Linked DNA regions of Mus musculus: all the other regions are linked to region 4. Evidence: chromatin loops called from intact Hi-C (ENCODE). Cell type or tissue: heart. All regions are shown on one strand. Each heading gives the region's core, and the rest is flanking DNA. Links, peaks and the distances in the headings are about the cores only.

What was found. Peaks named below come from ENCODE experiments on the same cell type or tissue, not always from the same donor. Only the 100,000 strongest peaks of a DNase experiment are listed, where the experiment ranks them.
Region 1: it touches region 4 in a loop (9-fold over the local background); 31 of 42 quality-filtered maps call a loop at or near these places.
Region 2: it touches region 4 in a loop (6-fold over the local background); 33 of 42 quality-filtered maps call a loop at or near these places.
Region 3: a loop joins it to region 4, with 15 times the contacts of the local background. A loop is called at or near these places in 24 of 42 quality-filtered maps.
Region 5: a loop joins it to region 4, with 2.2 times the contacts of the local background. A loop is called at or near these places in 2 of 42 quality-filtered maps.

The regions. Positions count from the first base shown.
Region 1 is chr11:8,521,162-8,527,825 of GRCm38, reverse strand. All of the region lies in intron 13 of Tns3 (tensin 3), which reads left to right. Among named protein-coding and RNA genes, the nearest start is that of Tns3, 140 kb to the left of the region's middle. In heart, for the core only: a CTCF peak has its summit at 3,802 (motif pointing right); a DNase peak (open chromatin) is centred at 4,005; H3K27ac peaks cover 1,939 bases.
Region 2 is chr11:8,857,368-8,864,031 of GRCm38, reverse strand. Pkd1l1 reads left to right here. Exons shown (of 52, transcript XM_017314870.1): 40 at 111-229; 41 at 2,726-2,836. Among named protein-coding and RNA genes, the nearest start is that of Gm40814, 60 kb to the left of the region's middle. In heart, for the core only: CTCF peaks have their summits at 2,966 (motif pointing right) and 3,952 (motif pointing right); a DNase peak (open chromatin) is centred at 3,961.
Region 3 is chr11:8,952,613-8,959,276 of GRCm38, reverse strand. Pkd1l1 reads left to right here. Exons shown (of 52, transcript XM_017314870.1): 8 at 294-426; 9 at 5,209-5,415. Among named protein-coding and RNA genes, the nearest start is that of Pkd1l1, 19 kb to the left of the region's middle. In heart, for the core only: CTCF peaks have their summits at 2,035 (motif pointing right) and 3,370 (motif pointing right); no DNase peak of the experiment used is centred there.
Region 4 is chr11:8,422,047-8,427,046 of GRCm38, reverse strand. No RefSeq gene overlaps it. Among named protein-coding and RNA genes, the nearest start is that of Tns3, 240 kb to the left of the region's middle. In heart, for the core only: a CTCF peak has its summit at 2,648 (motif pointing left); a DNase peak (open chromatin) is centred at 2,476; H3K27ac peaks cover 516 bases; H3K27me3 peaks cover 420 bases.
Region 5 is chr11:8,660,732-8,667,395 of GRCm38, reverse strand. Tns3 (tensin 3) reads left to right here and starts at 2,861. Exons shown (of 31, transcript NM_001083587.1): 1 at 2,861-2,917. In heart, for the core only: a CTCF peak has its summit at 2,756; DNase peaks (open chromatin) are centred at 3,135 and 3,455; H3K4me3 peaks cover 2,518 bases; H3K27ac peaks cover 1,913 bases; H3K27me3 peaks cover 2,330 bases.

The sequences.
Region 1 (6,664 bases), core at 958-5,957, 100 kb before region 4:
ACATTGCTTGTCTCCAGGTACCTACTGCATGTTTAACGGAGGATTATATTTCTATAATAAATCTAGACTAGTATCTAACATGACCATGAGCTTGATTGACTGACTCTTAACTTGCATTACTTAATTATTTTAAATAGTTTGTAATTAAAAGGACCAGGACTAAACCTTGTATTTTTAAATGAGTTGCATAGGCATAATACCTATGTAAGAGCTGAAATTTACATATATTGTAACAAAATTAACATTAAATTTTGAATCAATATTCAAAGATTCATGCTAATAAAAACCTTAAATCTATATTAATATGAAGCATTTGTACCAATGGAACAGAACTAACCTCATTTGAGGATACCAAATAGCTCTACCTTGAAGAGTAGAGGAGGCATTGAGTAGTCAGGGAGGAACCAGTGCCGTGGTTCCAGCTAGGGCATTTCTGCATTGTGCTTCTCCCTGTCTTTATATAGCACATAGAACTCACGAAGTCCTGTGCGAAAGGGAGGGATCAAGGCAGGGACAGCAGCAGCCCCTGGGAGCCCAAGGCACCTTGGAGAGCACTGCTGCCTTGGAACCAGAAGCAACCTAATGTGAAGTGTTTTTAGAAGCAGAAAGTGACTAGCAGTGGGTGTTTGGGTGATCCCAAGAGCCAGGGAGCCTGTCCTGGGTGTCCTGCACAACCAGTCATGGAGGCCAGGAGCCAGCCTCTGCTGAGAGCTGACGTGAGGGAGCTCCTGGGACCAACAGACCAGGGCCACGGCACGTCGGGATGTCTTTAGAAGTATGTTGTCGTTGAGCGTAAGCATAAGGCTTGTGTTGAGTTTGTATCAAGAAGAAGGGCTGTGCTGGTTGGAGGAGTTGTGAGCAAAGGCCCCGCCCCTTTCTTCTTGCTTGTTCCCCTGTCTGGCCTCACTTGTTTAGGCTACTGCTATAGAGCACTGTTGCACTGGGGTACTTAAATGGTGTTCACGTGTGTTTACATGGATGCACACAGATGCTTACATGGATGCTCACTTATATAGTTCTGCAGATTGGAAGTCCAGTGTCCAGGGCTGGTAGGCTCCATATCTAGTGGGGACTTGGTTTCTTATGTATAATAGCACCACGTCCCTGTGTACTCTCCTACAGGAAAAGGGTCTGGAGTCTCTATAGGGGCTAATGGAATTCAGAAGGCTTAGCCTCCTGACTTCATTGTGCCTGAGAGCTCCCATATTCTCCTACTGTCTCCATGGAGTTTAGGGGCTACAGACGTAACCCATAATACAGGTTGGTATATCCCCAAATGCTCTGGCTGCTGCCTGCCTGGCATCTGTTCTCTCAGGGGCTTCTCTGCTTACTTTCTAGAATCTTCTCTTTGCCTCTGACTAGGCCCTCAAGCCTCCTGGTCCTCTTCCTGTCTAATTCAGGTTTAGAAAAGAGAAACTTGAGCATAGACCCTCCTCCACTGCCCAGCTCAGTGGTGGTAGCCTCTCCACCCATAATAGCTGTGGTGCCATATCTGTGTGCTTGCCTCTTTGACTTGCTAAGACCCTTTGGAGCAGAGCCTTCCCTAGACGCCTGGCAGCTGCCTTTGATCTGGTGTTGGAGCCCTCGCCCTCCTGCCCCAGGCTGCTTCTCTCCCCTTCCTTGTTTGTGCAGCTCCAGAGAAGCTGCAGTTAGATCTTTGTAAGAACTGGGGATGGCTTTCCCAAGGATTTGTGGGCCTGGTGTGATATGGAACAGCGTCTTAGTTGTGCTCTTATGGAAACAGAAGCCAGCTATGCTGGAAAACTATGGTGCACAATGTGTGAGATTCAGGCTTGAGGGCTCTGGAGGTGAACTTCATGCCACAGGCCAGCTAGCTCCTCTTGGGTGACTCATTTCCATTAGCCGTGCTGGCACAGAGGAGATTATAGATCCACAAGAGATACTTGGTTTCGATAAGCCGATTTCCTTCCTGTACCCGTTTCCATTCCTCACATGGAATATTTTTAGGATTGCATACTGATTTGATTTACACTTCCTGTGTTTATAATTCTTTTTTGTATGCTCTGCACTTTTTTTTCTTCAGCGTTATCAGATAGGCTGTGGGAGACGTGGAAGCTGACAAGGGTATTTTTCCATCACAGTGTAATTTTTCCTTGCACAGTTCATAGAAGTGACTGCTATGAGGCTGACCTGCTGCCTGTCAGAAATCTGACAGCACTTTTAGTCCATTGTAATCCGACAGAATGGCCACGATCAAAGGACACTCACCCCAGACTGGGTGGCTTGTGAAAGAATTTCTGTTCTCTTGTTCTTGTGGGGCTTGAAGTCTGTATAAGGACAGGGTAATTAGCAGGGCTGGTCTTTCCTGACCTATGTCATAGGTAGGTGGTCTTACCAGAATCATTTCCCTAAGCTCTAACCTCTCTCCCCCCCCCCCCCCCCCGCCCCCTGGCTTTTTCGAGACAGGGTTTCTCTGTATAGCCCTGGCTGTCCTGGAACTCACTTTGTAGACCAGGCTGGCCTCAAACTCAGAAATCCGCCTGCCTCTGCCTCCCAAGTGCTGGGATTAAAGGCGTGTTCCACCACTGCCCAGCCCCAACCTCTTTTTACAAGGATGCCAGCTATAGTTCACCCAAGCCAACCCTGACGGCCTTATTTAAATGCCCTTCATAAAAGTGTCATCTCAAGTAGAGTCACATTCTGTGGTCCTAGAGCTTTTTGATTTGTGGGTATAAAAAGGCATCGGCTAGCCCGCAGTGAGTGTATTCTAGAATGTGTGGTATGATTGACAGTTGGCTGTTGGTGACTGGACACCTTTGCTGGGGTTTCTCACTGGCCATCACTGGTGTTCATGTTCCTAAAGTGGCTGGCATAGGAAGTTAGTAGAGACAAGCTCAGGGCCTGCTCTCGGAGCTTAGACTCACGTGCTCGATTAGCTGAATGGGCAGGCAGGGAGCTAACTGAGTTGACAGACTGGTGTGTGCACAAAGATGAGCTGAAGTCTTGTTATAATAGAATAGACCCTTTTCCCTAGTTAGGTGCAAACGGCAATGGCTTAGCTTTCGACTGTGCTCAGCCCAGAGGGTGCAAGATCAGGAGTCCCAGTCAACTCTCAGATCCTAGTCTGTGGAGCCCGCCTTGTGCCACAGCTCAGAAGCCCCACGCTGCTGGTCCCACTTCGAGAGTTTAGGAAAGAGAAGATGCTGGAACATGCTCTATGCTGGCAGTGCTCCCACGACAGTGAGTGAGCCGAGCTATCACCGATCCTGTGTCCTGGGCTTTGGCAACTCTGGATTTACCCCACATTTCTCCTCTACAACCTTGCCTAGCTCAAAGGAACCTGCGGGCCTCCTTTGCTTCTGCCTGTAACCACCTGGCATGTTGTGCTGTGTGTGCAGTGTACAAGCCCGAAGGCTGCAGGTAGGGAAATGTGTTAGGCTCAGGTATGCTGGTGGTTACATTTCTCACAAGAGATCTGGCAGCCACTGTGACTTGGAAAGGACCCTGCAAGGGACAGAAAATGTGTCTAGATTTACCTCCCAGTGTCTGCCCTGTCACTGGTCCTCTGTGTGAGGAAGCTGCCCTTGGGGTGTAATGGTGGAATGCTGCTTCCAGACCATCTTACTGCTTCTAAAGAGGCACTTTGTCCCCTTAAGCCAATCAGAATCCTCCTTCATTTCAGTGACTGTTACCTTGTGTGCAGACCTGCTGCTCTTTTTCTGCACTGAGACAGGTAGCAGAGATAAAAAGGAGCAGGTTCCGAAGAGGGAATGGCCTAGTAAGTGCCTGGGAAACTCCTGAGAAACAGAGCTCTCTATTATATCTTTTGGCTGGTGACCAGCAGGTGGCGCTGTGACTGGAGACAGCAAAACTGACATTGATATATCTGCCTCTGACCTTTCTTAGTGGACTGCTCCTGTCTTTACAAAGCGCTTTTCACAGAAGGTCAGATTTTGTGATCCTGCTTCAGAGTCCGCTGTGGTCAGGTGCAAGGCCCTTCCCCGGGGAGGTTCCCTGCAGCTTATATAACCTGCTCAGGAATTCACGCTGCTGCAGGCCCGCCAGGAACCTGGCAGAGAGCCTGGGGCTTGAGCCAGCTTGCCCCCTCCCCGTCTCAGCACTTGGTCCAGAGCTTGTAAACATCTTTCCATCTGGCATGCTCCATCTTGCTGCCCTGCCTGGGCAAACCACAGCCACTTGTACTTTGTCTTTATGGTTGCTGGCTTTGTGACCAGTGACTGGGCTTGTGAGTACAGGTGAAACCGCCTTAAGAAGTTGCACAAATAGCACTGGTGTTTGTTGTTTCTAACAGTGGGCACTTGTGTGTGACCAGTGAAAGGTAGGATTGTGTCCCCAAGCTGCCCCAGCATAGGCCCTGGGAATGGATCTCTGTTGTATCTGTGACTGTAATCTTTTGTGATTTTCTGTTTGTTTGTTTGTTTGTTTTTTCTTTGTTATGCTGTGGACTGAGAACTAGGTCAGGTCTTCATCCATGCTGTCATCCGGCACTGTACCTCAGTTGTGTTTTTGTTGCGACCCATATCTGCTCACCCTTTCCTTGCTTTTTGTTCGTGACTTGACAGTGTTAGGACCCCGGAATCACACTCAGCTGGCATGGAGATCATGGCATTATCCGGGATGGACCAAAGTGGGACTTCCATTTCTCTTGGGGATGTTCGAGTGCTCTGTTCTTAGAGAATGTAAGAGGAACTCTGGGTCTCCCTTGTCTGTGCCTAGCACATCAGGAGGAGAGTGGACACTGACTGTCCTTAAGAGCTGACTCACCCAGCTCAGGCACTGTTCTTCCCCAGCCTTCCAAGGGCTGGGACTGCAGCGTGCGCTACACCCTTGGCTTAGGTGCCTGCCTTTACTTAGCTTAAAGACTCAGCTTTTTACCTGGTCCCAGGCTCCATCATCCTAGCATCCAGTTGAAGGTGTAGAGATATCTTTGTGCAAATGTAAGGAAATAAGGTTAGGGCAAGGTTTCCAGACTGTTTACCCAGAGCACAAGTAAAGAAGACCACTCAGACCCTTCCATGGCCCTCGCCACTATCAGCGGGTTTGAGCACCACGATTCCCTTCCTAGAAGCTCACGCTTTTACGTTGATTATTAAATAGTATAACTTGTCCGGTTGTTTACCAGCATGTAGGCATGATTATAGGGCTTGCATGGATACGGACATCTGAAGATGTTCAGCTACCTTATGAAACAGTTAACTGCTTGCATACAACATATGAACATTTCCTACATACTTCAAATAATCTCTAGCTTGCTCATCACACCTGCTAATACAATATAAGCGCCATGTAAATAGTACTCCACAGTGTTTAGGGAATGGCTATGAGAAGAAAGTCTCCATGTGTTCTGAAGTTGATGGAATCTGCAGGTGTGCAGTCTACTGATACGGACAGGCTAGAGTAGATATAATCATGGAGATGTCACAGACAGGTAGATTTGTAAGGCCTCTTAGTACTTAGTAGCTATATATATATATATATATATATATATGCTGTCAAGTAAAGCTGCTGTCCACCTTACAGCGAAGAACGAAAGGTTCCAAGAGGATGAATGCCTCTGGGTAGCGAGTGCTTCTGGTGAGTTGGGGGTCAGTGCAGACGCTCCTTAGGTGGGCTCTATGACAGTCGTCATTCAACACAGTGCTTACCACAAAACTGTGACCATCACATTGACTTGTTTCAAATGACAGTATTCCAGAATCTGACAGCAGAGGATCAGGGTATTTTTAGATACATTCAGTAGAGACGCAAGAAAGTAAGTACATGTTACAGCCAGAGAACCAGAGTGGTTTCAGATTGCCCAGCGATCTTCATGAAATGCTTTCTATCTTTACGAAAGGCCTCTGGGGCCCCTTGTTAAGGCTGTGAGGTCCTTTCTACTCAGCAAGCACAACAGTTCTGATCTTTGACCACTGTGGCTACAAAGATTAAAATTGATACTGATACTCAGTGGTTCATTATTGGACCTTCATGTAGGTGACAGAGGTCACCAGATCAGGGTCTTAGCTAAAAGGACTCTTCTCAAAGTCTGACCTGTTGTATTAATAAGCCTGTTAGGGAGTCCTGAGAGAGGGTAGTGTGGTGTGATTTGTGTGTGTGTGTGTGTGTGTGTGTGTGTGTGTGTGTATGTGTGTTTAACATTGTCAGAATACCCACAGGAGAGGTCACAGAAAAACAGCACAGCATTGCTCAGCAACAGATCATTCTTGTTGACAATCCTAAGAGTGTTTGAGACCTTGTGATATGACAGATAAAGAATTTGCAAGCAGGAGATCACACCAGGCCCAAGGTAGCTGGGAGCTGCCCAACCTGTGGATACCCATCCTTTTCCTCCCACGCCTGGGTTGGACAGAGTTGGGATGCCTGGGTTGTGAGTCAAAAGTGTTTGTGTGTAGCTGAGGGACAGCCAGAGTAGGTGTACTCGGAGTACGTAGCCCCGGGAAGGATCTGGGGAAGAGGACAGGAGAAGAATACTAGTAACTTGAGTGGGTGGAAGGCGAGTCGAGACCATTGAGAACAGAAGAGACTGCGGCTGTGTTACATACCCCTGTGCCTGTGCCTAGGATCTCCCGATGCCCTGTATTCACCTAGTCAGGTCCACAGGCCACTCCCTCCTGGCCGTCCTTCCTCACTGTCATGCATGTGCTTGAGTGGACCCAGCTAGATCTATGTCCCCAGCTTGCCC
Region 2 (6,664 bases), core at 964-5,963, 440 kb before region 4:
GAATGCAATGCAGAGAGCAATGATGACAGCTCTTGGATTGGCAGGGACACCAAAAGCCTCTCTTTCTCCAATGCTGACCCCAGTATGATGGTGCCCCCCTTCTGTCACAGGTCTTGGCTACCCGACAACGAGAACGCCACCTGCGCTGGGCTCAGACACCATCCAAGGCTAAGCTCAGAGTGACCGGGGAGAGACTGAGGAGAGAGAGCATCATGCAGGCAGCCCTGAGGTAGGTGAAGGCCAGAATACAATGGTCTTCCTCTGGCCCTGTCTTCTTTTTAGAGGGAATGATAAGAGATCCTGCACTTGGGAAAATCCTTTCCCATGTCTCAGCCCGTGCCAGAGGGTGAGGGACAGAGACACTGCATTTAAGGAAGGAAAGTGTTCTGGTTATATCCATGGCCCAGAGCTCTGACCTCAACTCCATCAGCCACACAGACTCACATACATCACACTGTGCCCAACACCAGACCCCGAATTGTGCTCCTCCAGCTGGCTACACAGGGCTATGAAAGTCCAAGAGCAACTGGTGTACCTCTCCATAGGCATTGAATGAGCCCAGGGACCAGTATTCTAAAATAAGTCAACAGTACAGTTTACACAGACATGTTCTGGAGATCAACTCAAAGTCCACTTCAAATATTTAGATAAAGCATCAAAGTTAGTAACTATGATACTGAGACAACCATCTCCAAACTTGACTTCAGTCAGGCTTCTTTGTCAGTGGTACCCATTCCCCTGCCCATCTGTGGTAGATACTGGAAGCAGTTCCTGGAGGAACCCTCTGCAAGGACCAGTCCATGCATGTCTCCCAGTTCCGAGTTCCAGGTTCTAGGCTTCCTGAATCCATCAAGAATCTAGAAGCTCCAGATGTTTTTCCCACAGTGATGTCATTAAAGTATGCAGTGTCCCCTCCAGTTTATTGTCTCTCTTAAAAACCCTTCCTCATCCCCCACACGTACTCAGCTCTCTTATGTAAAGAACAGGTCCTGAGACAGGTTCTTCTCCAAAGAAGAGAACCATGGCATTATTCCAATGTCAAATGTAAAGTGAGTGAAAAAGGAATTCTGAAAAGATAAAACACTGACAAAGACTTTTACATTTGTTCAGGCTGCCCATAAAAACAAGGAACCAAACCCACCAAAAACATGAATGGCAGACCTAAGTCACACACACACACACACACACACACACACACACCTTGAAGTCACATGGGTACACTAAGCACTGTGTAGCCAGTGCCCTGCAGTACCCACTTGCCCTGCTCAAGACCAGGACATGAGGGGACTGTAGATGTCTAGGTGTCTGAGAACAGGGTGGATCTGGAGCTACTGAGAGGGGTCACACCAGGGACTGCGCTGCCACGCAACCCCAGTTCACAGGCCTGTGTAACGTCTGGAACACTGGGTAGCTGATGTCCACAGAGCTTGCCGAGCTGAGCAAATCAACCTTGAGAAACCCAGCTCCTGGGCCAAATCCTCATGCTAAGAGTGCCACAAGCAGTGTCCACACCAAGGTGGACAACCAAAAACACAGCTAGAGACAACAGGCTCAGAATGGGACAAAGCTAACTCTTTATGTAGATGTCATTAGTAAAAGTCTGGGAAGGTCCCACAAAAGAAAGAAAGAAAAACAAACAAATAAAGAGGCAGTGAGAGAATTTAGAAAAGTAGCTAATGGTAACCTTAAGCACCAAGAGCCCTTATCCTTCGTAAATCAAGTAAGATGCAACACTCCACTCGAGCACAGCGAAAGACTCAGCTGCTGTGGTGTAAGCTCAATGGGAAATGCATAAAACAGTCAGGAGAGTTAAGAAACAATCCTCAAAGGTTGAAATGTAGCCTGAAAGCAGTGGGAACGCACCAGTGCCTACATCAGTGTATAGCAGGTGTCTGTCATTCTTCAGATTAATGACCCACTGTGGGATAGGACACACAAGCAATTACATGGTTGTCTAGTTTTGTCATTGCTGCTGTCCTCAAAGAGAATTGTTTACAGTCTGAGAAAGATAACATGGATTCTAGCTCAGAAATACCAAAATCCAGGACTCTTCAATGTGGAGAGTAAATCACAGATGAATGAAATAGACACCTAAATCAATGGAACAGAAGGGAGAGACCAGAAGCAGCCAATAAATAGGCCCAAGCAGTTTTATTGGCAAAAACGTTAAGACAATTCGATGTACAAGTGAATAGGCTTTTCAAAATGGGGTGGGAAAGCTGGAGGTTGATAACATAAAAGAGCAAAACCAACACAGAGGTGTTGAAATCCCATCCCAAGCTAAGAAACTATTGGCGATTGATAGGTGGTGGGAGAGAGACAGTTTTCCTTAAGGGTATGCCCAGAGTAGGTTGACCAAGCTCTAGTGGAAGGCCACATATTGCAGAGCATAAGGGCAGCACGAATTATACTTGAATGGTTAAAAAGAAAACAATAAAGACACAAACTTGAATGAGTAGGGCAAGTGGGTGGGTCTAGAAGGAGCTGGGTGAGGAGGTGAATGTGATCAAAGTACTTTTGTGCAGTTTTCAAAGAACTAATAAAAACTAAGAAAGAGTCTTTTGAAAGTACAAAGAATAAACACAGCATTTAACCCATCTCGTGCCTTTCTACAAATACATCCGAACCGGGACATAGATGCCCGGCTCCCTAAAATACTTTCCATGAGGGAAATGTGAACACACGGGATCTCTAAGGATGCTAATTCTTTAATCTCTCTTCGCAGAGACATGACCACACACAGCATCATGCTACTGCTGCTTTTGTTTATAGCATATGGGAGATTCTGCCCAGGTGAAATTTCTCTCAATCATGCCATCAGGAAAGCATTTACAAGGTAGGAGGATTGGGGGGCTCTTGCAGATCTGGGGAGTGTTGCACTAATTCATGGTCATTACACCCATGTTCAAAGACTTCAGGCTCTGGGTTCCAGAATCAGTTTCCTTCACTGTGTTCCAGAAGGGGGCGCCCTACAGACGATCTACCCACACCTCCTGTCAATTTCACCTATCCAAGACTGTGCCCAGAGAAAGGTCTTCATCAAAGCCTGTGTCTGAAGTCTGTGAAAGGCTGTCTAATTACCCATGTTAACGGAGGGCTCCATTTGCAGACTTTGGCAGGTGCTTGGCATCTCATTTGGGGTCAAAAGTGAAAGAAGTTCTAGGCCTGAGAAAGTCATATCATCTATTTTGCAGAAAAATATCAGTGTTCTTTAACCAAAGGCTACAGTCACAATTCATGATTCCTGATACCCAATTTCAAACTGTGCTTCTCTGCCAAGCATTCAAGTGTTCATTGTTTTTATTTCCTACTTTTAATTGCAGCAGGATTTGCATTATAAAGAAACACTGACCAAGGGAGCAGTTTAAGGCAAAGGCCCACTCCCATTCATCTGACACATGGGTACCTTTTTGGGGTCCTGACACCTCTGAGATTCGGATGCCCAATGAAACGAGTGGATACATTTAGAACATTCCTTAGTCAGTGAAAGTTACCAACTGGGCAGTTTCTTCAAGGCAGTGTGACTCTGGCGATATGGATTATCATTGCTTACTTTCTACTGACAGAACAACTCTACACACTCCAGGGTTTCCTTTCTCTTCTGTAAGGAATATTTTAATACTCATTTCTGTAGCATTTTTATGAATGTGTTGCCTTTGAACAATTCATCTCACCTTTTTGCTTTAGGGACATATTTTTAGATTCTGTAAGGCAGAGGAACACAGGCACCCTGCTAGATGGTGACTCCCAGATGTCATTCCCTTTATTCTTATTACTTTTTAGCAAGGTACTGCCTGGAAGCCCCAGTACTTGAACTTGCCATGACTCAATAATCCCAGGACTGCTAAAGCTCTAGGGAAGCTACATGGTAGTTTCTGAGTCCCATTTTCCAACGCCACAGTTAGCTTCTACTTGGACAACTTAGTTCTTCTGTATGAACAGGTGCGTAGATTATGCCAGGAGGGGGCGCTGTGAGCAAAACAAAGAGACCATGTGGGGCCTTTTTTAGACATGGAAATCAAAACACAAAAACCACTGATTTGGCTAGTTTATTTTTATCTCACATTTCACGAATTCCTTTTTCTTTGACATTTCTCATATGCCTCTCGATTGTCAAATATTCCAGCTGAGATAACATCTGTAAAATTCCTGTACTCTTGGACCTGGTACACTCAGGTAACCCTCCCAAATGTTGACCCAGGTGGGCTTAGAGCCTCATGTTTCCCACAAGGATAGAGACCTCACTGCCATATTTATATGTCATAGTTCAAAATGGAATGTTTAAAGTGGACCCTCTCTGCCTCACCCATCCCCCCAGTCCTAATCCTTAAAATCAACAAGTCCCTAGGGGCTGTTATTTGTAGCATTCTGGGGGCAGGGCAAGCCTAGGAAAAGTGAATCCGATGGAATCCAAGGGGTGCTCTCTTGGCTCCCTGTGGCTGGCAGCCCTTTGCTCCTGGCTGCTGCAGCATCCTCTATAAAGTTAGGATAAGTAAGATTCTAGATTTCTGTCTTCAAAAAAATTACTCTAATATCAGATTGTGTCACATTTAATTTGTGTTTGAAGTACTTCTGAACTCAAAGTCTTCATGAAATCTCAAGTCAACAAAACTTAACTGAGCCACAAGTGAGGTGAGGCAAAATCCTTGCTCCATCCCAGTGGTCTTCTCGCTGGACTGGAGCTGTGGGCCCATTTGATATAATTGCTGTAATTAGTGCACACAGGACCAGGCTATGGTTGGATCCTTTGGTTCACCTCTTGCTCTCCAGTGTGCCATGAAGGAGCACGATGGTTCCTTTGTGTGGGGATGTGTGAGCTCTGGGTAGCAGCAGGTGTTTCTTGACAGCTTCATTAATGTGGTCCCAACGGGGAGCAAGTATGGCAAGTGATAACATTTCTCTAAATTCTGCAAGCTTGGGCCAAGGGTGCAGTTCACTGGCAGATCACATGCTTAATGTGGGCAAAGACACCTTGGGTTGATGCCCCAGTACCTCAAAATCTACTGTGGGTGTGGGGGTGTGTTTGTGTGTGTGTATGTGTGGAGAGATGGTTCAGTGGTGAAGGATACTGGCTGCTCCTCCAGAGAACTCTGCTTCTGTTTCTTACACCCATAGAGCTGCTCATAACAATTTGTAACTGTAGTCCGAGGGGATCCAATGCCCTCTTCTGCCCTCTGAAGGTACCAGGCACACACATGATACACAGAAGTGCATAAAAAGAAAACACCCATACACATAAAAAATAAATAAATTTTTAAAAGCAATTTTAAGTGTTATGGGAACTCAGTATAGACATTAAACATATGCTAGCTTGTTTTTTCAAACAGATATGGGCCTTACCTAGCGGCAGGTGTGCAGTAAGCTTGTCTGCCGATGTTCCTCCCTGCCTCCCTCCCTCTGTGTCTTTGGACAGTGCTTTCTCCCTGGGGCTGTGAATATTTTCAGGGTTTTACCAGCTGTATTTGTGCCTCTCACGCTGACTCTGCCTCCTTTCCAAGAAATGCTGTTTCTCCATCAGAGCCTCTAGATGTCCCCTGCAGCTCTCCCACTTGCTTAGGATTTGACAAGATTGGCCAAGTTTTCAGAAAAGTATGGAATTAAGAATGAGCAGTCAGTAGATTAAGCTCCATAACAATAACAACGACAACACACATAAGTGGATGGGTAGGAGACAAACTCTACTCAAGGAAAGGGACCTGGGGCTGGAGAAGCTCTGTGGTTAAGCGTGCACAGTGCTCTTCTAGAGGACCCAAGTTCAGTTCCCAGCACCCATGCCCAGCAGCTCATAACTAACTGCCTGCAACCCCAGCTCTAGAAGGGCCAGTTCTCTCTTTTGGTGTTTGCAGTTACCTGCATACATATCACACACACACACACACACACACACACACACACACACACACACACACACATAGAAATCTAGAAGAAAAGGAGGAGGGAGGGAGGGAGGGAGGGAGGGAGGGAGGGAGGGAGGGAGGGAGGGAGGGAGGAAGAAGGAACTAAAATAAGTCAGCTTGATAGCTCCTGGGCTATTGCTTACACAGGTTAAGGAGGGAGATGATGGATGTGTGTACGTTCAGTGTATATAAATTGCTGATCAGAGTATTTGTTTCCCCATTAACATATTTTGAAGGCTTTTCCTTGCCCTTGGTTCCTTTTGGATTAGACTGTCTATCTACCTTTCTTACATGGTTGTAAGTTATTACAGCCCTTAAGGAGTCCCTGCCCCACACCTGGGCAGAGACTATCTGGCACGAAGCATCCTCTTGCCAGCTTCTGAGGTTGTATCCCTGAACATGAAGTCAAGAGATGCCTGTCCCAGGCTTTCTGGCTGCTGTGCACTGGCTCAAGTGACCTAATGCTCAGCTAACCAAAAGTGCTCAGAACATTCCATCCACTCTCACTTGGTGACCTAAGGCAAAGCCTACCTTGTAATCAAGTGTTGAACATCTCCTAGAATTGGATACTGAGCTACAAGTGAAAAGCTCAAGTGTTGGCGGGTGTAATTTTGACCACGGTAGAGTTAAAAGATCATCAGTTGTAACTGTTATTGTAGGCTGCATATTCAGCTATATACAGTTTCTTTGTTTCCCCACAGGACAGGGATCTGGTCTTGTTTCCCAGTGTCTACAAGAATGCCTGGTACTTAGTACTTGCCCAGTAA
Region 3 (6,664 bases), core at 751-5,750, 530 kb before region 4:
AGGTCTTAAGTGGATCAAGTCCTTCCAATGAGTGTCCAGTTTTCATAGCTGCCAGAGATAAGCATGGTCAAGGCCAAGCCTCAGACTAGCATGGCGCTGCTGCAGAGGAATATTCTTGAATAAGTGTGCAGAAGAGTGTTAGTTACTGTTCTGTCGCTGTTATAGAATACCACAAGCAAAAGCAACTTCAGGAACAGTACACTTGGGTGAGGGGTCCTGAGGCTATAAAGAGGGATTGAGAACCGATGTACAACAACCTCAATCTCTTTATTCTCTGCTTTCTACCCTTCCAGGGAGGGAGAGTTTACAGTTGAAGTCCTTGCCTTCAATAATGTCAGCTCCACTACCCTAAGAAAGCAGCTTTTCATCGTGCGGGAGCCTTGCCAACCACCCCCAGTGAAGAACATGGGGCCTGCGAAGGTGCAGGTAGGGCTGGGCTTAAGGACTCATCATCCTGCCTACCTCGCTCTAGGCTGCTTCCAAGTTGCTGAGCTCGCTGGGGAATGAAGGAAGCTTGTTAAGTTTGTTCTGCTGCGCTCAGCACAAAAGAGTCACTGTGAGGGCTTTGGAGCTGGTTCCTGAGCAGGGAAAGCCTGCACCGGGACGGAAGCCTGGTTTCTGGTGGCTGAATACGTCTTTTATTTGCCTATATGACTCTTGACGCTCAGCTCAGCTTGCTTTGAGTAGCCTTTTTTTTTTTTTTTTTTTTTTTTTGGTTATGCATAGAATGATAGCATTTTCAGTAAAAAGAAAAATTTGACACCACAATTAAAAGAAATGACCAATTATATGCTGAGTATTAACGACAGAGTAGGAAAAAGAAGGCTGCCTTTGATTTCTTGCAGTCCTTTGAGGACTTTGATTTCAGACAGTTTTACTTTCAGGTCAAAGGTGTCCAGTCCAGCCTGACACTTGGGAAGGCGAACTCAAAGCTGAGCGTTTGCCAGAATGCTATCTCTAATGGATCAGCTGCCAGCCCTGGGTACTTCAGGTCCCAGCAGCCCCAGAGGGCAGTAGATTTCAAAGCGGGTATGGGATTGCCCTGGGCAGGCCTTCCAAGTGTCCATGTCCCCTGAGGCAAGAGCTCTGCAGCTCTAGAGGCCAGCATTCCATGGTGTCAGGCTCTTCTGTGCTCTCTGTGTGAGGGATGGACCAAAACTCAAGGGATTCAGGGAAAGGCTACAGCTTGCAGGGCTCTGACTGGAAGTCTCACTCTGATGGAAAGATGATGTTGTTCCTTTGTTTGATTTTGTTTTGCTTTAAAGAATATTTTCTTAATGTTGTTATCTTATTTAATTTATTTTTATTTTATTTTATTTTTAAGTATTTTTATTGGATATTTTATTTATTTACATTTCAAATGTTATCCCCTTTCCCGGTTTCCCCCCATTTCTATGAGGGGGCTCCCCCACACACCCACTCCTGCCTCCCCACCCTGGCATTCTCCTACAACGGGGTATCAAGACTTCACAGGACCAGGGGCCCCTCCTCCCATTGATGCCCAACAAGGCCACCCTCTGCTACATATCCATCGTCTATTTTATTTTATTTTATTTTATTTTATTTTATTTTATTTTATTTTATTTGAGGTTTGGTATCACAATGTAGCCCAGATTGTCTTTAAATTCAATGTACTACCCAAGCTATCCCAGAACTCTCAGTTTTCCTGCCTTGGCCTCTTGCACAGTGGAACTACAGACTCCTATTCCTGCACCTGTATCTATTGTTTGCTTTAATTTATACTTACTTTCAATGGACACACAGAGGCAAACACAGTATAAATAATAAGAGAACTTAATTTTTAATCTGTAAAACACTTTCATTTGAGCTTTTCTGTAAGAGAAGGAAAACAATATTGATGACTCCATTTGTATTTTATATTTTCCGTGTTTTCTAAGAGTATAAAAATGGAATTGTGTGAAATCCAGACAGCAAGAGATAAGTGTATTTATTTTATTTTTTATTGACTTAAAAATGGATTTACCTTTATTTTAAAATCACGTGTGTGTGGATATGAGTGCATGAGTGCAGGTGCTTGCCCAGACCAGCAGAGGGCGCCATGTGCCTTGGCGCTGGAGTTGCAGAAGGCTGTGAGCCTCCCAACATGGGTCCTGGAAAGAAGACTTAGTCTCCAGCCCCCACTTCCCTGCCCCTGCAAGAGGAGGAAACACTGTCATCCACCTAGTCCTTTCTCCAGCGCCCTGCTATGGTTTTTTATGTGTGGAGTTGTTATGCGCCTTTTTAATATATATGTCTTTCACAACATTTGAGTAATTGTTATAGCATGACCACTGGCTTTTTGACTACATGATTTTTAACAGTGGCATATATTGGATTATGTGTACAAATTCTACACCATTTCTCAAGTTCCTCACAACCGAACTTTGATTGTTCCTAATTTTCTATTACGACAAATAGCATGTGGCAATCTGTGACTATCTCTTTAGCCTGCAGTGCTCTATGCATACCTCTTTCTCCGTATCCTTGGCGTCTCCATGTCACCGAGCTGAGTGACAGAATGTCTTTCCTGGAAACTTCACTTTTGCTTGCCAAGTTCTACTGTGCACCCATTCAGAGCCAACTCCCACCCCAGTGGAAATTGTATGGCTTAATTCATATTATCATTTATATATATGAAGTCTGAAATCTGAGAATATTACAAATTTCCATTTACTGTGTTAGTCCAGTGGCTTTGTTGCAAGTCCTATAATGAAATCATGTTCAGAGTAGAACAATGAAAAGAACTGACAATCGTTTAAATGGTACCACCTACAGAATACAAAAGGTAAGTTTCCCAGCTATAAGGCTATAAATTCTTTCTCCTGTTTTTCTAACTTTTCCAGTCTTTATATCATCTGTGTTTTCTTTATAAGAAACTATATTTCAACTAAAATTTAAGACTAAATGTCCCAGTCAGTAGGTGGGAGGAAGGCAACTAATACCTTCCTTTACCTTTAAATACATTTAATTAAATTTTCTGATATATTTTAACCATATTGTTTCCCTCCCTCCCGTCCTTCCAGATTCTCCCCACCTCCCTACCCACCCAATTTTGTGTTCCTTCTCCCCCAAAACAAAAATAAGAAAAACAGCAAAACTCAGAACAGATAAACCAAAAACAGAAAAGAATTATAAGACAAAATATTAAAACAAAAGACACACCCACAAAAATATAGAGTCTGTTTTGTATTGGCCAAGTACTCCTGAGTCTCGGGATTTCCCTGGAGTGTCATGCTTTAAGGGGAACAACAGAGGGGAGGAGGACAGAAGGCTAGGGAAGCTAACACTAAGGGTGCTAGAAACTTAAAATCCCATTTTTCAGTTTTCTCATTCTAATTAAACAGAACATCCTCCAGGGGGAGCCCTTGCTCCTAGCATCAGCCCCAGAACTGGAGGGGTCCCTGGCTGGACAGCCTCCCTCCTAAGGTTGGCATGCCCTGAATGCTTTTCCATATTCAGGGACAAATAACAGTCAGGCCAGGTATGCTGAGGGAAGGATGATAGCTACTGTCCCAGAGGATGGGGCATAAAGTGCTTGGGAAGAGCAACACAGCTGTGAGGTCCATAATAAATATACAAACAAATAACAATTAAAAGACATTGTAATGTAATCAAATCTGGTAACTTTTCCTTTGACATTTTTAATTAGCCTCATTCTTGAAAGAAAAAGTAAGTATTTACATTTACATACTCATAGCAGGCAAAAAAATATATATGTATATACATATATACATATGTGTGTATATACATATGCATATATATACATATGTGTGTATATATACATATATACATGTGTGTATACATATATACACATGTGTGTATACATATATACACATGTGTATGTATATACATATATACACATGTGTATGTGTATACACATATATGTATATATATGTGTGTGTGTATATATGTGTATATATGTGTGTATATATATGTGTGTATATATATGTGTATATATATATATATGTATGTATATATATATATGTGTGTGTGTGTGTGTGTGTGTATGTATATACTGTTTACTTTTGCATGTAAACTAAATGTACTGGTTACTGGTGCTATCTAAAGTCCAGCCCCAAGTCTCAACCAGCAGTTATACAAATAATGGCCAGAGATTTACACTCCCTTTTTTTTATTACATATTTTCTTTATTTACATTTCAAATGTTATTCCCTTTCCTGGTTTCCCCTCCAAAAATCCTCTCCCCCTTCCCCCTGTACCCCAACCTACCCATTCCTGCTTCCTGGCCCTGGCATTCCCCTATACTAGGGCATAGAGCCTTCACAAGGGCCTCTTCTCCCATTGATAATCAACTAGGCCATCCTCTGCTACATATGCAGCTAGAGCCATAAGTCCCACCATGTGTTTTCTTTGGTTGGTGGTTTAGTCCCTGGGAACTCTGGGGGTACTGGTTAGTTCATATTGTTGTTCCTCCTATGGGTTGCAAACCCCTTCAGCTCCTTCGGTACTTTCTTTAGCTCCTTCACTGGGGACCCTGTGCTCTGTCCAATGGATGGCTGTGAACATCCACTTCTGTATTTGTCAGGCACTGGCAGAACCTCTCAGGAGACAGCTATATCAGGCTCCTGTCAGCAAGCTCTTGTTGGTATCCACAACAGTGTCTGGGTTTGGTGACTGTATATGGGATGGATCCCTAGGTGGGGCAGTCTCTGAATGGTCATTCATTCAGTCTGTGCTCGACACTTTGTCTCTGTATTCCATGGGTATTTTGTTCCCCCTTCTAAGAAGGATCAAAGTATCCACATTTTGGTCTTCCTTCATGTGGTTTTCAAATTGTATCTTGGGTATTCCGAGCTTCTGGGCTAATACCCACTTATCAGTGAGTGCATATCATGTGTGTTCTTTTGTGATTGGGTTACCTCACTCAGGTTGATATCCTCCAGATCCATCCATTTACCTAAGAATGTCATAAATTCATTGTTTTTAATAGCTGAGTACTCCACTGTGTAAATGTACCACATTTTCTGTATCCATTCCTCTGTTGAGGGACATCTGAGTTCTTTCTAACTCCTGGCCTTTATAAATAAGGCTGCTATACACATAGTGGAGCATGTGTCCTTATTACATGTTGGAGCATCTTCTGGGTATTTACTGGGGTAAATGATGGCCAGCCATTTACACTTCTAACCGCTTGCTGTACCATCAGGGTTGGCATTCAGTGACATGACCCGTCTTGTCAATTCCCAGATATGGAGGTCTCAGCCCCTGAGACTAGGAGTGACATTTGAAGCTGCCATCCTCTGTAACATTTCCCAAGGGCTTTCCTACACCTGGAGCTTTGTGAGTGCTGAGATGACCACTGTTACCCTCCCTACTGCTGTCAACACCCGCAGACAGACCATCATGCTCCCAAGCTACACACTGGAATGTGGGAACTACACCGCCATCGCCAAGGTCAGCTCACACACTGTTCCACGAGCCCTGACAAGCCAACCAATCCTCTCCACAAGCTCTAGAGAAAACCTCTTTTAGCCAATGCAAGGGAATTGCTGCTGCTGCTGTTATTGTTGTTATTGTTTAAGGTATGGGTAGAATTTTTAAAAAAATCTTTCATTTAGCTGGAAAAGTAGCTCACTGAGGAAGAGCATTCATCGCACAAGGGTGACAATGTATACAATGTGTATGTGTAACCCTAGTACTTGCGGGGAGAGGTAGAGACAGGGGAATGAATCACTACGTAGGCTGGTGCACATGTGTGCACATGTGCAAACACACACACATACATACACACACACACACACACACACACACACAATCTTTTAATTTTCCAGAGAATATATGTTCTAATTTTGTTCAAGTAATCAACAAAAAACTATTTCTGTCTTTTTTAAAAATATTTATTTATTTATTTATTATATATAATTACACTGTAGCTGTCTTCAGACACTCCAGAAGAGGGCATCAGATTTCGTTACGGATGGTTATGAGCCACCATGTGGTTGCTGGGATTTGAACTCAGGACCTTTGGAAGAGCAGTCGGTGCTCTTAACCGCTGAGCCATCTCACCAGCCCTATTTCTGTCTTTTTAAAGACTGTGCGCCTACTTTGAACTAACCCTGTGCTGGTAGAGGAATAGAAGAAGAGTATTGATGCTGCATTTAGGGAAGAAAAGGGAGGATGTCCACCAGAGGCCATGAGAGACGGACCCACTGTGACCCTCAGCCAGTACTGTGCTTGGGGCTGGAAAAATGTTCTAGATCACGTGGGAAAAGGGAAGTCACTGCGTTGAGTGACTTCATGAAGGAGGGTCCTGAACAGTTTGCTCACATGTGTAGAAACTGTGGCTGCAGGTTAGCCGTGTGTAGTGACTGGAACCAGGAAGATGGCCCTGGGTCAGACTGTAGTGAAGTCAGAAGACCAGGATGAGGAAACGGTCCTTAGGACCCAAACCTCTACAGGGGAGTGGGTGTTCTCACTATGTGGGGTAACTGGTTCCACCGAGGTTTAGTCCTAGCCCAGGCTGCAGGAAGCCCATCAGAAGGGTCCCAAATACCCAAACTGTCCCTCAAAGAAATGAGGCTACCGGGCCCTGGTGGGGAACATGAACAGAGGCTGTTCACTGTTCTCTGCTGGTCTCAGTAAGAACCAGACACTTGTCCATGGAGGACAGAAGGCTGTGGGGTGTGCTTTGAGGGCCACTGTC
Region 4 (5,000 bases), core at 1-5,000:
TTGAAGCTGGTCTTCACACACACACTGAGATGATGTACTTATTAGTGTGTTTCTATCTACGGATCACTGTGTCTCATCACACATATGCCTTGAGTGTGCACACATTATTTTACTTTAAAAATTCATGACAAGAAATAAAATTTTCTGAAAACTAAAGAGAAAGGAAAAAAAACCTACAAGGAGCCATGGGGGGAATTCTGGGTCTTGTATGGGCACACAAGAGCTTGAATGGCAGTGGTTTGTATGAAGCTGTGAAAGGCAGGACAAAGCCAGGTCCTATAGAAGAGCAGTCAGTGCCTGTATCCACTGAGCCATCTCTCAAGCCTCATCATGTAGCAAAAATGAAATACCCCAGACAACAGTAAAATCACCCATTTTATTTTAATTACCAGAGCATCCATTATAATAATGGGAGGGAGGGTTAAATTCAATTGCACTAAACATATCAAGATAGAATTTCTGAAATGCCAACCCTTAGGAAGTAGAAGACAGAAGTAGGAAAACCAAAAATTAAATGCAGCAAGCTGAAATAAATAGGACAACAGATTTGCCCCAACACACTGTAATTTCCTTAATGCATAAGTGACCAAACTTCACCAGTCAAAATACTAGTTGGCTGACTGGGAATAGCCCAGCCACATGCTGTTCAGAAGAGACTTCAAATCAGTCTCGCTGGATGGTTGAGAATCAAAAGGTGTAAGAGGGGTAAATTATACAAACATTAACCGAAGCCGTCGGGCACCACTTGCTGGAGGACAATTATTTTATTTGCCGTGGAGTCAATAAAGTACTTGCCCAAGACAGTGGTAGGAACAGCTGGAGCGGCAGTCAGGAAGAATGTAGGAAAACTGAAACAACGGAAGCTCCCAGCAGCTTCTGACTGACACAGAACAACCCACAGAAATAGTAAAGTTGGGCATTTCTCAAAATCCTCATGGAATGGCCATCAAAGTAGATCAAGCTGTCAGACAGACAAAATTCAACAAATGTATGCCATACAACAGAGTTTATTCTTGTATAGTAAGGAATTATCCTCGAAATCAATGAAGTGCCATGGTGAGAAAAGTCTCTGCACACATGGAAGATAGAGAACACTTTTCTAAGTAGCAGGGTTTGTGTGGGGCCGAGGTAGTGGGCAAGGAAGCCTGGTGTTTCACATAGAAATGAATGTTCCGTAGAAAATAAAACTAGCATCCATGGGGTGTAGCTAAAGCAGTGGCCAGAGTGAAATTTATAAGTCTAAATGCCTGTACTAGAAATGAAAGGTGTTACAGCGATGACTGGATGTAGCCTGGGCTGGGCTGGGCACCACGGAGGCCTACCACCCCAATCCATTCGTTACTCACCCCACATACTGGATTCATTGTGCTCCCTCAGTGTTGTATGGGGCCTGAGATGAACCTCTTATTTGTAAACACTTCAGACAGCCATTTAAAGAGTCTTAGAAACATCTACCACCATTTCATGAGGTACAGAGACTTCACAGTCTCAGTAACTCCTTAACTTAAGGGTAAGGAAGCTTGCGGCTGTCCACTTCTTACTGGACGAGCCCTCAAGCCTGGCACGTAAGGAGGCCAGGTCTAAATTCCAGGGCTACCTAGACAAGTGAGCTCATCTTTTATCCATCTGCTGTGTTGCCTGGCCAGCATTTCCCTCTTCGTGCAGGACTGGCTCATCAGTGCAATGAAGCTACTTTTCCAGCCTGTTATGCAGGGCAAAGATGGATAGGAAGAGTGTCACTGTGTCACTAAAAGCTTCCCCACTTTGACAAAGAGCATCCAGACCCTTGCTCTGTGCATGCGTCTTTGTAGGGCAGATACTGGAGAACCAGAGGCTCAGCAGTTTCATGCCCCGTGCCAGGTCTCCTGGGTTCTGACTCTACACTGAGTAGATTAGGTCTGCAGAGCAGACTCGAGCTAAGTGCCTGCTGTTTGCTAAGTGCAGTGCATCACTATGGTTGGTTGGTTTATGTGTCCAAGCTGCCACCCGCTGAGATGAGTCCCAGGAATCATTAGCCTGGGCACACACGTGTATGTTTCCCCTCCATCTGGGTGAGGATATGACCTCAAATTCTAAGTCAACAAGAATTTCCTCTGTGCTCTGAGCTGATAAATCTCTAACCTCCTGCAGTGACAACGGGCTTATGATTAGCTTTCTACAGGTTCAGTGGCCCTGCCGGCTTTTAACGGTTTGAAAACAGCAAATTGGCCTTGGCTTCTAAGGCATAAGTAGTGTGGTGGTCATGCTCACTGAGTAGCTTGCTTCTCAGTCTGTCTTGGCAGTGGCCCAGTCTCCGTTCATAGACCATGAAGTTTAGGGTTGTGCCTTGGCCACCAGCAAAAGGAAAAACACAAAGAATGTGTTGTTTCACACCACCGAATGTGTTGTTTCACATTCGGTGCTTTCTACATCCTGCCTTCTCAGGACAACCAACAATGCAGCAGAGGAGGCTGCAGGAACTCAGTCCCTGCCTCTTTGTGCATGCACGCTTCCCGGGCTTCCCCCAAAGTGCAGGCTGCCTTCTAATGCCAAGAATCAAGCAAAACCTCCATTACCAGTGTGCTCTCCTCCCTCTGCCCCCAGCTTTGTGCTGCGTGGAGCCAGCCAGTTGTTGAGAATTCAGTGAGGTGATCCTGCCCCCTAGTGGCTATCATAGCTTCCTACAGCAGGGTGTCTTTATAATCTGTAAATTGTTGCCAGCTTAAAAGGGAGGATGAGTGTAATGGCAAATATTAGTCCCCTTAGAAAAGTGGCTCTCAACCTGATGGTCACAACCCTTTTCACAGGTGTCGCATATCAGATATTCTGCATATCAGGTATTTACATTAGGACTCATAACAGCAGCTAAATTACAATTATGAAGTAGTAAGGAAAAGAATTTTATGGTTGGAGTGGGGTCACCATAAGATGAAGAACTGTATTAAAAGATAGCAGCACTGGGAAGGTTAAGAGTCACTGCCTTAGAGGATAAAAGTATAGTTACTGAAGCCCTGTTGCTTATGGCCTGGGTTGGACCTGAACTTCATGGTAGACCCTGGACTTAGAGCTCCCTAGTTATTGACAACTGCAGGCCTCAGCCCTCCCGTTAGTCCCAGATGAAACCTGACGGGGCGTGTGGAAGCCAGGAAGACAATCAAATGAGTGGGGGGAATGTTTCCAACAAGTGGTGTTATCACCCCAACTATGGCAGGAGTTGCAAAAAGTCCAACATTCAGACTGAAAACCTGAGGTCGGTCTCATAAGTAGTGTCACAAATAATCCAGTATCATCCATGCCCCCAGAACAGAGGTAGCCGACACGAGCCAGCACATAAAGCACTGTCCTCGTGTTTTCATGTTTCCTTGGATGTCCCCTGGGAGCTGAAACAGGTTCTGTGGAGGTTTCTAAGGGAAGGAGAGAGGGTGCTGTTCTTTGTCTGTTACATGTGAATATGCTCTAGCAGTTTAACCTTGTGGGTAGAATGCTAGCTCTGTCTGCCATGACATATGTGTATGTATGTATGTATGTATGTATGTATGTATGTGTATGTGTGTGTATGTGTGTGTATGTATAGTTTCTGACCCCCTTGTGTATTCCCATTTCCTCTTCATTACCTCTGCAGAAGCATAGTTCTCTGGGTATTTGTGTGTGTGTGTGTGTGTGTGTGTGTGTGTGTGTGTGTGTGTGTATGTGTGTGTGTGTTTCTGCATCTGGAGACCAGACAAAAGCGCCTTCTCTGTGGAATAGTGGGCCTGCTCTAAAACCATGGCGAGAGTGAACTGTGAATACTCTAACACTTTACACTTGTGAGTAAAATGGTTGCTATGCCGCCCGACTTCCATAGACATCCCCTGTGAAGGAGACCTTTAACAGCGCGATGAGCTCCGGAGGCCTTGGGGATGGTGACATCTGTTGAAGCTCTCCCCCCTGCTGACAGCCTAGCAGGGATTATGGTCCCGAGCAGGCCATTTTTGGGGGACCTATGCTTTTAACTCAGCTGAAAACAAATTTTATCCACAGATGCTTTTCCAGTTGGTGTTGGTTTAAGAAACAAGAGGAATGTGTGTATAGATGGATGGGTCCTGGAAAGCAGCTCTGCAGCCTTTAATTGTGTATGGTGTGTCCGCTAAAAACACAGCTCTGTCCTTGGAAGGAAAGGAGACCATTTATTCCAAGCCTAATATGAGTGACCATTGGCTGGGAACATGGATCCAGGTGGCTTCAGATAGTAAGTTCCAACCTAGAACTGCTATATGAGCTGCTATAGCCACGTATCAGAAGAAGTTATTATTATTATTTTTGATTGACTATTTATTTTTTAAATTTTTATTATTATTATTTTTTAATTAGGTGTTTTCTTCATTTACATTTCCAATGCTACCCCGAAAGTCACCCAAACCCTCCCCCCCAACTCCCCTCCCTCCCACACTCCCACTTCTTGGCCCTGGCGTTCCCCTGTACTGAGGCAGATAAAGTTTGCAAGACCAATGGGCCTCTCTTTCCACTGATGGCTGACTAGGCCATCTTCTGATACATATGCAGCTAGAGATATGAGCTCTGGGGGTACTGGTTAGTTCATATTGTTGTTCCACTATAGCCTTGCAGACCCCTTTAGCTCCTTGGGTACTTTCTCTAGCTCCTCCATTGGGGGCCCTGTGTTCCATCCAATAGCTGACTGTGAGCATCCACTTCTGTGTTTGCTAGGCCCCAGCATAGCCTCGCAAGAGACAGCTATATCTGGGTCCTTTCAGCAAAATCTTGCTAGTGTGTGCAATGGTGTCAGTGTTTGGGGCCTGATTATGAGAAGAAGTTATTATTCAAGGTGTTTTTTTTAAAAAAATCACAGATGGGATTAGCAGGGCAGCAAATCAGGGAGATCTCTTGTCGCGTCCCACTCGACCAGCAAGAAAGACTCAACCACCGGTTCTTCTTTAAGCAGTTTACTCAGGCAGCTACTTTCTTCAAATCCCCCCAGCCTCTCTAGTTACAAGTGTTTTTCTCCACTCCAGCCACAACCACGC
Region 5 (6,664 bases), core at 705-5,704, 240 kb before region 4:
GGAAACTCTAGACACAGTGTAGGCAAGGGCTGGGCCAGCCTGTAGTGCTCCACCAACAGGTGGGAGGCAGAGACAAGAGAACGATGAGAACAGCATGGGCTGCATAGCAAGGACCTGTTTAAAAAAATAATCTAAATAAATAAGCTAAAGTGAGATGAGCCTGTGGGGGGGGGGGTGCAGTGTGAAGCCTGTGCTGTCAAAATGTGATCTGCTCCTTTGTGGGGCAGAAGGAAAAGAAGAAGGCTCATAGTGAGCAGTCTCTGAAGGCAAAACCTTGTAGTGTGCTCACACTCAAACCCGGGCTGCCTCACAGCACTGCAGGCTATGCAGCCACCTCTCATGTGTTTCCTGTTGCTGTTCAATAGGTCTGGAAACATTACTTTTCAGTGAAAGGGAACGCAAAATTTCTTTTCAGTGAAAGGGGGCGCATTAAGTCATCCATCTAGAGATACAAATGTATCCTATCAGTCTTTTGTCAAGGTAAAGACAGTCCCCATAGCAAGGACAAAATTACTAAGAAGATCTAGACTCCAGTTGGGAAGAGTCAAGGAGGCCCCAGAGGGGTTGGGGTTGGGGGCTGAGAAAGGAAGGTACAGCACCAGACCCACCAGCGCTCTCTCCTGCTGGGGGAACCCGCAGGGAGGGGCCAGTTCAGCAGACTTTTCTTTAGCTAAATTGGTTTGACACTTTTGTTTTAAACTCTGAGACATTTTTGGAGGGCTAAGCCTGGGGGGGGGACCCCACATGATCTCCTTTTGGGGGGCTGATAATTGCTCATGCCTTGTTTTTGTTTTAAGTTTTTGGAAATATAAAGTCATGGCATGTGAAGTGAGGAGGCCCCATGGTGCTCAGCTCTGCATAAGCCAGGCCCAGGTCAATCATCCAAAGTTTTCTTTGTTCATCCTGTAGACAAGATGCAGGGACCATGGAGCAGCCAGACATGGGGTGCTCAAAGATACTATGGTCCAGTTTCTCTTTTCAGTTTATTTTTGAACACTAGCATTGAACGTAAGGACGGACATTACGTGCACTGGCCCCCACTTCACTGTTCTAGAAACAAGGATCTAATTAGAGAATCTATCCCACACTGGAACTATCCCCGCAGGGAGGGCAGGGACAGGGGTCTGGGACCATTTAGTTTGGGTAGGGAAAACAGAGTAGGGAGATCTTAGCAGAGGCTCCTGGTACAGAGATGCAGAATCCCAGCCTTGCCTGGGGTCTTCCTTATTCTGAGCTATCAAGTACTTTCCCACATTAGCTCTTAAGGAGGGTGATTGGAACACCTTGTGGAAATTCTTGCAGTCCCTCGGGCAGCTGGGACCAAGCAAGGCAACCCAGTGACTGGAGGGCTGGAGTGAGTAGGCTGTTGGTAAACATCTGAGAGAACAGCACGGAATCTGGATAGTCTTGGATCCTCACCTTACAGTGCTCTGATCCCCACCACTTGGTTTACCTATGTCAAGTTAAGATTTTGGGGGTGTTTTCTTACCAGGTCAAAGGCAAAGGAACAGTTCCTGCCTTGTCCCCCTTTCTAGCAGAATGACTGTGACCTCCTCCCTATCCCCTCTAAAGGCTCCTTTACAAGCATCCTGTTCCTCACCCATGACCCGTGGGACTCCCAGAGGCTAGGGAAATGCTTGTTTCATTCCTTAGGGCCTGGGGCTCAGGGCCTGGGGAAGCTTTTGCCTCAGGCAACATCTCCTTCTCCCAATGTCTCCATTTCTCAGAGATAGGCATAGCCTTCCCAAACCTGGGGGAGAGGAAACAGGGTGTGGCCCGGCCTCTAGCCTGGCCTAGGATCCAGGGCCTCACCTCAGTGTTTGTGAAGGCTGCGCTGTAAACAGATCCACCAGATATTACTTTCCTAGCTCAGCTTCTCCACCATTCCTGGCAAGCCTGGCTTTTTCTTGAAGGCACAATATGGCAAGAATTGAACAGGTTTTGGTAACCTCAGACAGTGGCTGCACCGAGCAGATAGATACAATTTCTACCCTCTTTTAAAGCTACCTGGAGTGTTTTCCCGGAGTGGAATCAGAGATATTAAGGGCTGCTGGTGTCCACTAGAAACTGATGGAAATTCCATCTCATTTATGCAGACGTGTTTGAAAGACCATGCAATGGCATGCCATCATTCCCTGGAGATCGCAATGAGAAAATGGACACAGAGGCCCAGCTATCCGAATCTTGGGGATCTCTTAAGAAATCTTGCTCTGTCCTCATCTGAGAAAGGCTGTTCAGGAGATCTTCTTTCTCCTGTGTTCCTGCCAGCCTCAACCGTATTCTCTCCTGCTAGGTTCACTTTAAGAAGTCAAGGGACTTCTACCCAGCACCATCATCTCCTCCTGCCTGGTGAATTCTGGATGTTGAAGGGGCTGTTGGAGCATCCTGGGCTGTCTTAGAGACTGCTGCTTGATACACGTAGAGCCCCACGGGATAATAAGTCACTGGAGGGTATTGTAGGACTTCCTCCTGGCAGAAACAGCACTTAGACACACTGGATGAAACAATAAACTGGTTTTGCAGGAATGGGACTCGAACCTCCCTCCCCAGGTGCACTTACGTAGACATGGAACTGTTGAGCCTATAGAATACTGGGGCCCCCGAGGTATTTAGGGAGGCCAGCGAAGTGGGAGGGTATTTTAAAGAGCTCATCCCTTGGGTCAGGAACCCGAGGGGGTGAGTGCGGGGGGCGGGTGTCCAGCACCTGGAAACGCAGGACATTGTTAGGAAGATGAGACCAGGTGACCGGCAGGGCTCCGGTGCGCGGGCGGTCCGTAGCGATTGCCGGAGCCGCCTCGAGGGGGCCCTGCCGCGGGCGCGGGCGGCCAGCCAGGAGGACGGGCCCGCCCGCGAGCAGCTCGGAGCCCAGCTTCGCTTCGGCCATCGCCCCGCCGGACCGCGCTGCGGGTTCGCCCAGGTACCAGGGTCGGGAGCAGGGCAGGGGCAGCCACACGCCGCCACACTCTTTGTTTGGGGCCCCCGCTCAGGTTCCAGAGCCTGGGCGTTCGGGGTCTTGGAACTGGGTTGCAGCCGAGCAGACACCAAACCTGGGCGCGGAGACAGTTGAGGGTGTAGGGACAAGGCGCGGGGGCACCCGGGAAGGGCGCTTGGGATCCAGGACTGAGGACGACCAGGGGGTCTGCGGCGATCGGGAGTCTGGGGCTCAGCCAGGTCCTCGGGCCGACGCGGGCCGGAGCTCCGGGGCCGGCAGGGTCCTGGTCGCGGCGCCCGGCGCCTAGCTAGGAGGGCGGGGGCGGAACCACACTATCGCCGCCCCGGCCCTGCGGACTTTGCTCCCTGAGACAGTTAGGGAAGAGAAGACGGAGGAGCCGCTTGGGGCTGCAATGAGACTTCTCAGGACTTTACTCCCGCCTTTTCCAGGCAAGTGAGCTGTGTGCCTCTTTTCCTTTCCTTTCGGTTGCTTGGGAGCCAGGGGTCTCATCCCGCCTTTTCCCACTATTCGGAGGAGTACGAGTGCAGGCACAGGCCTGGGGGCCACCTGTGGCACGTGTCTCCTGGCACGCGGGCACTGTAGCTGACAAGTAGGAGGGAGGGTCCTGGGCCCCGGGGTTTCTGTGTAGTTCTGTGTTCTGCCCCTGGGGACGTTTGCTTGGATCGATTTGAGAGTCTATGCCGCAAAAAGAGACCCCGAACCCCTTCCTTCCCCAACTGGCATTCTGGCCGGTGCCAGCAGGTGATCCCGACTCTCTAGCGTGACTGAACACAAAAAGTTCCCTCCAGGGCTTGGGGCCAGCAGACCGCACTATCTAGGGTGACCACAACTGATTGGAACGCCCTCGGCTTTGTCACAGCCCACTCCAAATTTTGTTTCTTGAGTTGTGCCTTCTGCTCCACTGTATAGAGCTTCAAAACGACACCCCAAACCAAGAATACAGGAGCTACTATAGTAATAATGTGTACCCCATCAGAGCTAACCCTTTTGACATATTGATGTATTTCCTTGAGGCTTTGGTCTGTTCATATGAATACTTTTTAAAAGTGCTTTTAGTTTTTTGCCTGTTAAAAGAGATTTTTGACTGTCTTTGTGATTTTGTTGCTTCCCTCTTTGGGGCCTATGAGGTTATATTTGCAAATCAATCAACAAGTATTAAGAAAGGCTTTTCTGTGCTGAGGACCAGGAAGGGGGCGGGGATGGCTGCAGCTGGAAGCTGTAGGAGGCTAGGCCAGGACTTGGAGTGTGTGTGTGTGTGTGTGTGTGTGCGTGTGTGTGTTTATGTGAGGGAAGGGGGGCACAGACAAGGGGGTGCATTTGCTGGGTCCTGGAGAACTAACTGGGGCAATTGGTAAGAAGCCAGACCTCCGATAAAGTCATGGTGACTGCCCCCCCCCCCCCCAAAGAATGACAGAGGGCAATAAGGACCTCTGGCTGAGTGGTACTAAACTCTTTGCCTGTTGTTTATTTCATCTCACCCAATGATTCTTGGAAGAAAGAGGGAAGTGGGATTATCACACCCATTTTGCATATGGGCAAAGAAATGCCAAGTATCCTGTTTATGAAGCTGAAATGTGGAGGAGTAGCTGGAATTCTGGGACACAATGTCTGAGTTCTATGGCCTGGCTCCTGCAGGCTGGCTGCTGCTGCTGCTTCCCTGGCAATTGGCTTTGAATGCTTGTCCAGACAGCAGCAGTTCTTCCACTGAGGGTAGCTCCTCTGCCGAGGCTGCTAAAGCTATCCGCAGCAGCAGATGCGAAACCTAACCACTAAGAAGATAGAAAAAAAAAAGTAGTTGCTTCAGGGAACATCATATGCCTAAATGCAAATCGATTAGCTTTTACAAAGTGTCTCTCTGGCCTGCTGTGTTTTGAAACTGAGCTACTTGCAAATGTTGACTTCATAGTTCACAAGATCAAATATGTTACTATGCTATAGAAGGTTCCAGGGGAGCTGGTATACTCGTGGTATAGCCAAGGCCTGACAAGGAGTCAGCTAGACAAGAAGGTGGAGTGGAAGATATCAAAGGAAGAGGGTATTTGAGTCTGTCTGGCAGTCACAGCTTCTGTCTGCCCAGGATACAAGGAGCAATTTTACAGACGAGGAAAATTACCAACAAATTTCCAAAGTCTGGGAGCTAGTGGTGTATCTGCATGCAGTCTGCCCCTGGAGCCACATTATGTTGCTTAGGGTCAGCCTGCTGTTAGCAATGGATATGTTCAGGGGAAGCCTGTTCTGACTCTGTGTTTGAACTTGGATGTGGGGAACACTGGGGTACTGCTAGCAAAAGTTCTTTAGTTTTTTCTTTCTGAAAGTAAAACACTTTTATGAGACCATGCCACCTACCAGGTAGTCCGAGGCATTGGATCTAGGCAAAAGGTCGTTAAGAGGTGCACTAACCTGGCCCCTTCTTGTAGGACCCAGAAGCAGGGGAGAACAGGTTGCATCTTCATTTCACCTGGAAAGAAACCTGCCAGCAGTGACCTAATGACACAGAGCAAGCCTCATCTACTCAGAGCCCCTGCCACCATTTCTGCTAAAATAAGTGGATCAGGCTGGCTGCTTCAGTAGGTATTGGTTAAGTGTTAGCCACCCTGTGCTTCTCAGAGAGTAGAGCGTGTTCACAGCCAGAGCACAATTACCCCTAATACTCACGGTGAAGCCTATGTATCCTCAGTGGACTCTCCACATGGAAATGGCATTTAAACTCCTTAGCGTAGGTGAGAAGGAGTATGTACTGCATTTCAAAACCCCCGAGGATTGGCTGTATCTTTTGGTGGAGCACTTGTGTAGCATGTGAGAACTCGGATTCAATAACCAGGACTTCAGAAGGAAACAAACAAAGTAAGTCTCAAAACTCATGCATCCATTCTCTTACATTGAGACCAAATTTGGGCGCCAGGCAGTGGTAGTGCACACCTTTAATCCCAGCACTTGGGAGGCAGAGGCAGGTCAATTCTGAGTTTGAGGCCAGTCTGGTCTACAGAGTGAGTTCCAGGACAGCCAGGGCTATACAGAGAAACCCTGTCTTGAAAAAAAAAGGGGGGGATCCCATTCTGTCATATCTGCACCCCTCCTCCACCATTTTCTGTACACTCACAGTTTGCTGAGTGCAGCTTAGGGGCAGGGACATTCATTTCCTTGATGCCTGTTACTCGTAAAAGTAGAAGACGCAGATTCCCCAAGCTTCTGGGAACTTTGTTTTGAATTCTGCATCAAGAGTGTTTTGAGCATGTCTGTTGTTGTGGTAAGGAACATGGTCCTGCACACAGAGTCCCTGGGGAGGTCCTCAGTGTCTGTGTGGCAGGTCTTCCTGTGGCACAAACTGTTGTGTGGCACAGTGCATTCTCAGAGAGTGTCTAGGCACTTACTTTGTTTTTACAGCTCATGTGACTTTGAACTTTTGGTGAATCCTGCTGCCTCAGCCTCCCGAGTGCTGTAATTACAGACATGACCTGCTGTGCCTGGTTCTGGTTTTTATTTTTTACCCGTCCCAGTGTAGCTGTGTTTAGGGTTCCTCATGTGGCAGCACAGATGACCAGTGTCGATTGCTTCTGCCACAGGGGGGAACCAGGGAAGGATGGGTAATCCACGATCAGGGCCATCTTGTTTAAGAAATAGAAGACAACACAAATCAGGGGCCTCCAGAATTTTCCAGGGGAAAAATTTATTTTCTTAATATTTTATATTTGGTTGTTTGTTTATTCTGTA